4 separate regions of the Homo sapiens genome follow, and all the other regions are linked to region 1. A link is a loop called in an ENCODE intact Hi-C map of the cell type or tissue named here. Cell type or tissue: Caco-2. All regions are shown on one strand.

Evidence for each region. Peaks named below come from ENCODE experiments on the same cell type or tissue, not always from the same donor. Only the 100,000 strongest peaks of a DNase experiment are listed, where the experiment ranks them.
Region 2: it touches region 1 in a loop (6-fold over the local background); 5 of 110 quality-filtered maps call a loop at or near these places.
Region 3: a loop joins it to region 1, with 5 times the contacts of the local background. A loop is called at or near these places in 7 of 110 quality-filtered maps.
Region 4: a loop joins it to region 1, with 7 times the contacts of the local background. A loop is called at or near these places in 3 of 110 quality-filtered maps.

Annotation. Positions count from the first base shown.
Region 1 is chr2:173,108,484-173,110,983 of GRCh38, forward strand. All of the region lies in intron 2 of MAP3K20 (mitogen-activated protein kinase kinase kinase 20), which reads left to right. Among named protein-coding and RNA genes, the nearest start is that of MAP3K20, 34 kb to the left of the region's middle. In Caco-2, no CTCF peak of the experiment used is centred here; a DNase peak (open chromatin) is centred at 1,244.
Region 2 is chr2:173,047,908-173,050,407 of GRCh38, forward strand. RAPGEF4 (Rap guanine nucleotide exchange factor 4) reads left to right here. Exons shown (of 31, transcript NM_007023.4): 30 at 693-747. Among named protein-coding and RNA genes, the nearest start is that of MAP3K20, 27 kb to the right of the region's middle. In Caco-2, no CTCF peak of the experiment used is centred here; a DNase peak (open chromatin) is centred at 1,454.
Region 3 is chr2:173,026,630-173,029,129 of GRCh38, forward strand. RAPGEF4 (Rap guanine nucleotide exchange factor 4) reads left to right here. Exons shown (of 31, transcript NM_007023.4): 24 at 1-68; 25 at 452-630. Among named protein-coding and RNA genes, the nearest start is that of MAP3K20, 48 kb to the right of the region's middle. In Caco-2, a CTCF peak has its summit at 1,031 (motif pointing right); a DNase peak (open chromatin) is centred at 1,032.
Region 4 is chr2:173,052,378-173,054,877 of GRCh38, forward strand. It overlaps RAPGEF4 (Rap guanine nucleotide exchange factor 4), which reads left to right. Exons shown (of 31, transcript NM_007023.4): 31 at 1-516. Among named protein-coding and RNA genes, the nearest start is that of MAP3K20, 22 kb to the right of the region's middle. In Caco-2, no CTCF peak of the experiment used is centred here; a DNase peak (open chromatin) is centred at 1,084.

The DNA.
Region 1 (2,500 bases):
CTTGTCCTCTGGAAATTGAGATCTCTCACTTAGGAATCATTGTTATATCAGCTCATTATGATTGCATCATAGAATAATTTGGAGGTATTGTTCCATGTATAAGATTGGTAGAAATGAGAAGGACTGAAACACTTATAGCTGGTGAGGGAATGGAATGATGGGCATAACACTTTCTTGGTGGAAGTCTAAAATGGTAAGCCTTCCAGAAGACAGTTTGAAAGATTGACAGAAGTTTTAAAATGAAATGCCTTCGACCTATCATCCTCACTTTTAGGAATTTGTTGTAAGCAAAAATTGGAAAAGTGCATGTGCATATGTATTAAGAGTTGTGTATGGCAATGCAAATCAGCAACAGTGAGCACATTCTATTTTTATAATCAGAACAAAACAACAAAACTAACCAAAGGCATGGAATCTTACTTGTGGGACAGAGACAGTAAAAAATCTTTATAATTGGTCTGTTTTGTACAGATTGGCAGTTCACCCCTCTGTTGAGTTTTCAATCATGCAAAGTACCTTGAAAGTACACTCATATGCTTTTGATATTTTCTGCTTCAACTCTCCTAGAATGTCATTGATGGCCCAGAATTTTAATCTCCTTACTTCTCTTTTTTCTTTCTCCGAATTTATTTGCTATCATGAAGCTCAGCAGATACGTGATATAAAGTAAACATTAATTCTACTTCAGAGTTTCTCCAGGTTGTAATTGGTAGCTGAAGAAATACTGCAGACATTTTAAGTTAAATGTAACTTGAATTTATCTGGGCACTAGGCACCTTCCTTTAGTATTCTGTAAGAATACAAATAAAACTTTTGGTTACTAAGCAATAATGCTTTAGGGTTTTGCCTTTGTTTATAGCTCTCTCCACATCTGGTGATTATAAAGGGGAGAAATCTGTATATGCTCTGTAGGTGAAAACCAGTACTTGTCACCAGTACATGAAACCAATGCTTGGGTGGTATTTGAAATATGTCTTTCCGTTTATTATGGTGGTTTTTTTTTTTCTGTTTGTTTTAGTAAACCCATAAAGGCTCTGGAATGTCTACCCACAGATATTTGTCAAGTTGAGTAAGAAGAAATCTTCCTTTTTAAGAACTGTGTATAAAGAAAGAAGTATTTCACACCTGTTTATCTTAGCAGGGTCTGCAGAGAGAGGGAGATAGATTCCCCATTAACTCTCATTCAGAGGAGAGTTTAGAAAAGAGAGTGTATGGTGACCTTCTCTGCTCTCTGGAAGGGCACTGGCGCCAGGTAGAAGGGCCCGCTATTTGTGTCTACAAACAAAAAGTCTTCCTAAATTTCTCACTTTTCTTGTTGAGCCCGTTTGTAGAATTCTTTCAATTCACATAGCTGAATTGTCTACAATCATAAAATGCTAATATGATACGTTTCCAGAAACATATTTTAAGGCTTGTAATTTTTTAAAAAATGAAAACCATCTTTCAGTTTGGGTTCCCATTTGATGCAGTTGCAGATGAGAAATGTCTTTCTCATCCTTCCTAGTAGATTAGGCAACCTAGTTGGGGGATGGGACGTGATGTATTTGTCTCCCCCAAAGGAATGTTTAATGATCCTCCTCCTTTTAAGATATTATTAAGTCAAGTTAGTAATAAGTAGGAAATAAGTAAAATTATCTTTTTAACTTTAAACAGAAACAGTTATTTTAATACAACTTGATATATATAAATAATAAAATATATATAATATATGTTATACATATATATATATATATATATATATATATATATATATATATATTTTTTTTTTTTTTTTTTTTTTTTTTTTTTGAGACAGGATCTTGCTTTGTCACCCAGGCTGGAGTGCAGTGGTGTGATCATGGCTCACTGCAGCCCTGACCTCCTGGGCTCAGATGTTCCTTCCACCTTAGCTTCCTGAGTAGCTGGGACTATAGGCACATGCCACCATGCCTGGCTAATTAAAAAAAATTTTTTTCCATAAGTTATTGGGGTACAGGTGGTATTTGGTTACATGAGCAAGTTCTTTAGTGGTGATTTGTGAGATTTGGGTGCCTCATTACCAGAGCAGTATACACTGCACCATATTTGTAGTCTTCTATCCCTTGCCCCGCCCCTACTCTTTCCCCCAAATCCCCAAAGCCCATTGCATCATTCTTATGCATTTGCGTCCTCATAGCTTAGCTCCCACATATCAGTGAGAATATATGATGTTTGGTTTTCCATTCCTGAGTTACTTCACTTAGAATAATAATCTCCTCCAATCTCATCCAGATCACTGCAAATGCTGTTAATTCATTGCTTTTTATGGCTGTGTAGTATTCCATCATATATATAGACCACAGTTTCTTTATCCACTCGTTGATTGATGGGCATTTGGGTTGGTTCCATGATTTTGCAATTGTTTTTGACCCAATGCTGCTATAAACATGCGTGTGTAAGTATCTTTTTCAAATAATGACTTCTTTTCCTTTGGGTAGATTCCCAGTAGTGGGATTGCTGGATCAAATGGTAGTTCTACTTT
Region 2 (2,500 bases), 61 kb before region 1:
CCTCGTGATCCACCCGCCTCGGCCTCCCAAAGTGCTGGGATTACAGGCGTGAGCCACTGCACCTGGCCTGTTTTCTGAATTTCTAAGATGTGTATATGTTAGTGTTATAATCAGAAAGGAGGAAGAAGGGAGGGAAGGAGGGAATCAAATCATCAGGATTAACATTAAAATGCAAACTTTTGCTGGAAGATTAGAGAGGTCAGTAATACAGAGTGTGTAGCAAAAATGTGAAGGTAGAATATTTTGACTTGCTGTTCAGCCAATAAAATCTCATACCTCATTAGTGAGTCTTATTTACTGTGAGGAACTTGATAAGCTAACCCTTCTCCACATCTAGGATAGTTACAGATTCTCTTACAAATTCATGGCAACCTCAAGAAAGGATGGTGAAAAAGCACTAATGTACAGTCTCAGGCATGATAGATGTTTTTTACATCATGGGGAATATGCCAACAATTATGAGAGTTATGCCATTAATATTCCTTACCTGAAAATGCCTTGTATGTATGTGGGTACCCCTTTGAAATAATTAAACAAGTTATACATCAGCTAGTTGCCTTCAGATAGTCAACATCTCAGAACATGTCACTTCTCATGGTACCAAGTATTGCAGAAATGGTTTGTTTTCCTTTTTGGATTGTACTCTACGCTTACTTGAATTTCTATCTTTCTTTTTTCTATATTCCTTTTAGCGCATGATTGCAAATACGGCCAGAACAGTGAGATACTACAGGAGCCAACCCTTCAGTAAGTTAAGTGCTGCCACCTCTTACAATGTAGATGTTGGTGATTAAGGTCTTCTTAATGAGGCCATTGAGACACCCTTGGAGCCTGGGAAATATCTGACTGTGTCAGAGACACTTTGGACCATGAATTCCATGAGATAGGGGCCTTGAGTTTAAAGATTTTTTTTGCTGTTTTAAACTAGAACATATTTACATTGTTGTGAAACTAGAAAATCACCATAGGAATATTATTTTGTGAATGAATTTAAAGAGATTTAATTTGCTCTATCCAGTGCAGCTGGAGACAACTAAAGTACGACTGCCAACAAATCCTGCCTCAAACCAACTCTCTTTATGACTCATTGCTCCATGTTGAGAAACTCACATCAGCCCTTGATGACTCAGTTCAGTCAATTATAAACCAGGAAAGATAATATTTATTGTCTTTCAGGGTGTTGCAAGAATGCATTAATGTTTATAGCACATTCGTAAAAGGTCCAAAAACAGGATTTCATATTATATTTCTAGTATTCCCACATGAATTTGAGGTGCTCTTTTAAAATCTGAACATCTATCACAAGAACTGGTATAATACTTTAATATAAAAAAATTACTAATAATAAATAACAATTTTAGTCTGTTGGGAGTTAAGTTGCATCATAGCACCAGATGGTCATACTAGACCAGTGCTACTGTTTCTTCTGGGCTGGGACTTTGGTGGTGGGGGTGGAGCTTTGGCTCCCTCAATCTGGTCTGGAAATGAGAAGGTGAACACTAAAGGTTTTTGCTAAGCTCATTGTATGACTCACTTGAAGAAATTTATCTCATTAACTCAATATGATACTATGACATAGACATGAATCTGAGGCTACCAGTACCGTCTCCTCCAATAAACCGAGTGCTAAGAGACTATGATGTTCTTGTTTTATTAGTCAGAGTTGTTTGTTCTTCCTAGAGCAGGACTGGCTCATGGCCAGATTTGCTAACATGGGACACCAGAACTACTAAATGTTCATTTTTTAATGAATAGGGAGGAAAAATATAAGAAAAATGACATTGATTTGGGGAGCAACTGATTCAAATGACTGTGCCTTCTCTGACTTCCAAAATGTGAATAGTCTTGCAATATCATCAACTATTCTTATGTGGATTCAGCCAGAATTAAAGTGTCTCATGTGTTTTCATCTATTAATTTACGTTGTGTTTAAAGATGTGATCATAAAGCAGTTGTACAAGTGGAAACAAGAATAGATAAGTGACACCAGTTACAACCGGAGTTTATAATCCCAAATCCAGCAGCGGGGATAAAAGGGGACCCTGAAATTATATGCCAAATCGTGTGTGCCTGAGGGGGTTTATAGCCTTAAGAAGGTTTTCAGTGAGGCTCAAGAACCATAAAATAATATGCTTTGTTTTATGAGCTTCTTTGGAAGTAAATCTTGCATTCTTCTATGTCACCTCCTAGAGAAGCCAAGGGGAAAATGTATTTAAAAAGAAAAAACTCCACTGCATTTGTTGAAGTTATCAGTAACTGCTGGTAAACAACAGCTGCTCAGCTCTGAAGTCAACAATCTATAGATAAAGCTATAGGAATAGATTCACAAACACTGTGGGAATGTGTACAATGTAATTACAGTATATTGTACGTGTAGAGTACACTGCCAGTGAGAAGCAGAGGAAATTAAACACAATGTGCTCTGCAGTTCGCTGTGGTATTATTTCTATGTGATAATTATACTGATGAGTTTCTTCTCACAGGGGGCAGGGGCATGTAT
Region 3 (2,500 bases), 82 kb before region 1:
TGAGCTCCAAAGATTTAGCATACCAGATGACAATTTATGATTGGGAACTCTTCAACTGCGTGCATGAGGTAAGATGCAGGATCAGATGTGTTAGTAGCTGAGATAGCAAGGATAAAGGCTGCTGGCATTGCTTAGTTTGTAAGTGCTAATATGTGCTACAATATGGAAACCACATGACCATTTTTTTGCATACTGAGCTTATAAATAAAGCATGCTATAAAGCCTTTGAGTATTAAAGAAAAATCTTTACAGTATGCCGTGTCTTCCTGTGTATATTAAGCCAGTAAAACCTAGTTTATATTTATATATTTAACAAACCTCATGGAAGCCCTTCAAGTCTGATTGACTTCACATTTGCTGACCAGTAAAACACTGTCTTGACAAATAGAGAAACCTGCTGGTGTTTTGATTTAAAAAAAAATAAGCAAAATTGTTTTCCTTTATTTTCTAGCTGGAGCTAATCTATCACACATTTGGAAGGCATAATTTTAAAAAGACCACAGCAAACTTGGATTTGTTCCTGAGGAGATTTAATGAAATTCAGTTTTGGGTCGTCACTGAGATCTGCCTTTGTTCTCAGCTCAGCAAGCGTGTTCAGCTATTAAAAAAATTTATTAAGATAGCAGCCCAGTAAGTATATTTAGCTTGGAAAGAGAAAAAAAAATGTTGAGCTGTGTTTTCATTTTGTTTTCTTAGACTACACCTTAAAAAGAAAAGCAGGATCTAGGAACTGCTAGAGGGCCAAACACAGGGTCTTAGGAATAACCAAACTCTTGTAATGGATCTCTCCTATATTTTGTAGCATTTAACATCAATAGATAAATTAACTTCTTTACAGCACTGATGCTGGAGTCGAAGTTGTGACCTCTCTTTGCTCTTTGCTTTCTACTCAGACGGTTTTGCCTCCTTTAGTTTAAAATTCCTTCCGTAAACCAAGTTCCCTTATACTTCGAAAGTTCAGTTGAAAAGATCTTGAAGTCAATGTCCAGCATGACACATTCTCACCAGTAGAGGGCAGTGCAGCATGCATGTACAGCAGCACATCCAGCCCAGACAGAATTAAATCGGTAAAATGCATGCGAGCTAACCTGGTACATGAAAATCATCACTACAAACATCAGAAAAAGAAGCATCTATCTTATAAATATTCTATTAAACAGCACTTCATGGGAAACAATTTTTTTACTACAGGGGCCAGTTAGAGTTCTCCCTGACATGAATTTAATCTTCTCCTGCTATTTAGATATGCCTGACAACCTCCTGTTTACTTCCATGTTTTTGGTATCACCACAGTGCTAAAAATAAAATGCTAAATGTGGCCTATGGCTGTGAGACTTCTTTCCTTTCTAAATGCAGGGAGCTCTAGCACACAGGAAGGCTGAGAGCACAAGTGACCCCAGCTAGACAATTTTCTTGACCCAAAATCAAACATGGAGTTTGATTTCCTGGGCTAAACAAAGAAGTAAAGGCTGCTTGACATTTTATAGATATCAGTTTGCCAGATGCCTGGAATTATTTGCCAACAACTTGAGGGTTCAATAGAATACCAAATCCCTTGGATTCAAAAGCTGCTATCTGTTAATATGGCAAAGCTGGCTATTTTAAGAAAGGCTTGGTAAAATGGTGCCTGTGAATTTCTGGTTCAGAGTATAGCCACTTCCCTGGTAGTCTGCACAGCCTTATGGCAAGGGACAAATGCCTTCACATATTTGGAATGAGCTGATTATGGAAACTATGACAAGATGTGCTTTCCCGTTAGAAGAAGCACACTCTCTCTCTTCACCTTAGCCTGGCAGTGCCCAATGCAACAAGAAGAGAGAGGCAATCTGCACACAAATGTGGGAAGCCAGAAAATCTTTTGGGGCCTGATCCTGTTATTTTACAGAGGCAACATGGGAGAGCCTTTCAGAACACCCAGGACTTTTTTTTATATATATATATTTTTGCTTTTCTTATCCCTCTCCCTTCTGTTTAGGTGAATGAGTAGGTGGACTTGGCCTTCAGTATAAATTAGTTTATGTTATTTAACCATTATTAAGCCCTGTGCTACATTTGCCGTCCTGTAGAGAAGCTATTTACACAGCCCAGCTGAAGAAGACTGTAGACTTTTTAAATCCGAGATCTACAAGAATGAGGTTGAAACCTCGTGACAGTAGCATCTGTTTTACTTTATATTTTTAGAGAACTTCAACATATTTGTTTTAAGCTCTTTGCCTGCCCAGAACTGTGTGAAGTTGGTGGAAGCAGATGTTCTTATTCCTCTGTTTACATTCGTGGAGGCATAGAGAAATTTCATGACTTACATAGGGTAATAAAGTTAGCTGATAACAAGGCAGTGACTAGAAAGGCAGGTCTACAGCCCTGCATTTGTTCTTTCAAGATCACATAAAGGACAGAGGCAAACACATAGATGCGATTGTATACCTGCCTTTAGCCCCAGGTGTCTTCTAAATAACCTTCAGCTCCTGAACTCAGACCCATTGTCCCAGCACACCAAAGG
Region 4 (2,500 bases), 56 kb before region 1:
ATTTATGTTTACAATGTAACTTTTCAAAATTTACAAATCAGGATTATATACATAAGAATTCCACTAAGAAATGCCAAGATTCTTAAATTTGCCAGCGTTAAAGTAGAAAATAACATTTCAGAAGAGCACAATATGCATAAAACATTTTTCAAAATTGAAATATTTTCCTGGGCATTAAAAACCTTTACTATTGGCTACAAATTTATTGTACCTGATGAAAACATATTTTCTGGACTTAAATGTTATTACAAATATCTTAATTTTCAGTAATTGTTTTGCACTTTCAAAGATTGTAAATAGTTCATTCAATCAATGGTATGGAGTTATTTATTTGCTACATAATAGATACTGTGCCAAATAATTACTTTTTATTTATTTTATTTAGTACGTAATTTTGAAGTACATTTTTTCCTGTTTTCACAATTAGACTACATTTAATGTGTAGGAATTGTATGTATGTATATCTTCTGTAAATAACATCTAGTATCTTCACTAAATATAATTGTCGACAAGAAATGGTTGTGTTCATCTCAATTCCTATAATATGAAAGGGGTAACCATTTGGTATGGTGGGGTGTTGGATCTTTTAATGACACAAAATACACATATTATAAAATTCATTCTTTTAAAGTGCAGAATCCAGTGATTTTTAGTATATTTACAAAGTTGTATAGATAACCATCATCACTATCTAACTTCAGAACATTCTCCTCATCCCTAAAAGAAACTCTGAACTCATTAGCAGTCACTTCTTCTTCTCCTCTCCCTCCAACCTCTGGCAACCACGAATCTGCTTTCTTTGTCTTCAGATTTACTCTGGATGTTTCATATGAGTGGAATCATACAGTATGAGGCCTTTTGCGTCTGGTTTCTTTCACTTAGCATAATGTTTTCAAGGTTGACCATATTATAGCTTGTACCAGTACTTCATTTATTTTTATGGCCATGTAATATTCCATTCTATAAATAGACTACATTTTGTTTATCCATTTATCAGTTGACAGACATTTGTCTGTTGTGTTCACTTTTCGGCAATTAGGAGCATTGCTGCTCTGAAGGGGCACTGGATTTTAGAGCTCCCTTGTGTGGGGCCTCATGCCATTTCTCAGTGATTTAAGTACTTAGCAAATATTTGATGAAGAGATATCCAAAATTCTTTAAATTCCAGACATGCCTCTATTTTTTTTAATAAGTCAGCATTTTCCAGAGTGTGTTCCAGCCTATTCTAGTCTCACAAGTTCACATATTGTCCCTCCAAAAACAAACACACACATACAAAGCCAAAAACAAAACCAAGATTCTATCTTCAAATAAATGTGGGGACCACTGCATAATATACCCCATTCATAGAAATGATTCCCAGTATTCACTCACACTGAAGGCTCTGAGAAGTCCTATTGTAATCCCTTTTAACATCCCACAATTAAAGTCCACTTTCAGAAATGCCAAAGCAGGCAAATGCCTCTCTGTGTTCATTCATATAAAATTTCAGGGTCCCCAGAACCAGAGGCGGTGTTTTCTGCGGTATTACACCTGCCTCTGGAGGCAAGTGCAGTGTCTGGGATTTACTAGACAATAAAAGAAGGTCACTGAATAAATTTTCTTGAAATCATTATCGTTCAGTATTTCACTATCTGATAGACCTCAATGTCAGCTGCAAAGGTTCCACTTTTATATATTTTCCTTTAGATATCCTTTATAGTTTCTTTTCTAGATAATTTACAAAGATGATGAACGAAGCTGGGAGCCCGTTCCTGGGGCATCCTTGCTCTTGTTTTGCTTGTCTTTATTCCTACTTTACTGAAAGCTAGCATTCTATATACAGCAGCACTTCTCCCCAATTCCATGGTGAATGCCAACTTACGATCTTATTTTAATATAGTTTCAACATTATTCAAAATTAATACATATTCCCCATGTATGTTCCCCTTGTTCTTCCACATGAGAATAACTTACTGTACTTAATAAAGATAAGACATTTTTAAGTATTTCTAGCTTCTTTGAAAATGCATCAAACTCCATTCTTGAAGGTAGCAGTGGTAAAATAATAGAATTCGCACTCTAAAAATGTAGAGTAGTAGCCAAGCAACCCTTCCTGAGGCAGGAGATGCAGTTAATACTTTAAAACTTGCAAACAAGCCAAAAGAAAATGAGATGCCTACAGGGTCACAAGAAGGATAATGAGGTTTGCTGGAAGATGTGAAAAAGAAGAATGTTTTTACCAAAAGCGCCTGTAGAAAATTATACATTTGAGTGTTTAACATACCTATTTAGCAAGGTCACTGGCATAGTTTATGGGAGCTAAGCTCTTCCGGCAATTTTTGAATACCATGCAGGTTAAATATACTCCTCCTGAATTCAGTGGCATTTCCTCTGAAGGTATGAATGCAGATCAATGACTACCAGTGTGAGAAAATTAAACAGAGTGTCATTTTAGTTTCAAATTGTGCTCCGAATAATAATAAAAAAAGCCTGGAATATGCAGTGTGGTAAAATGAAC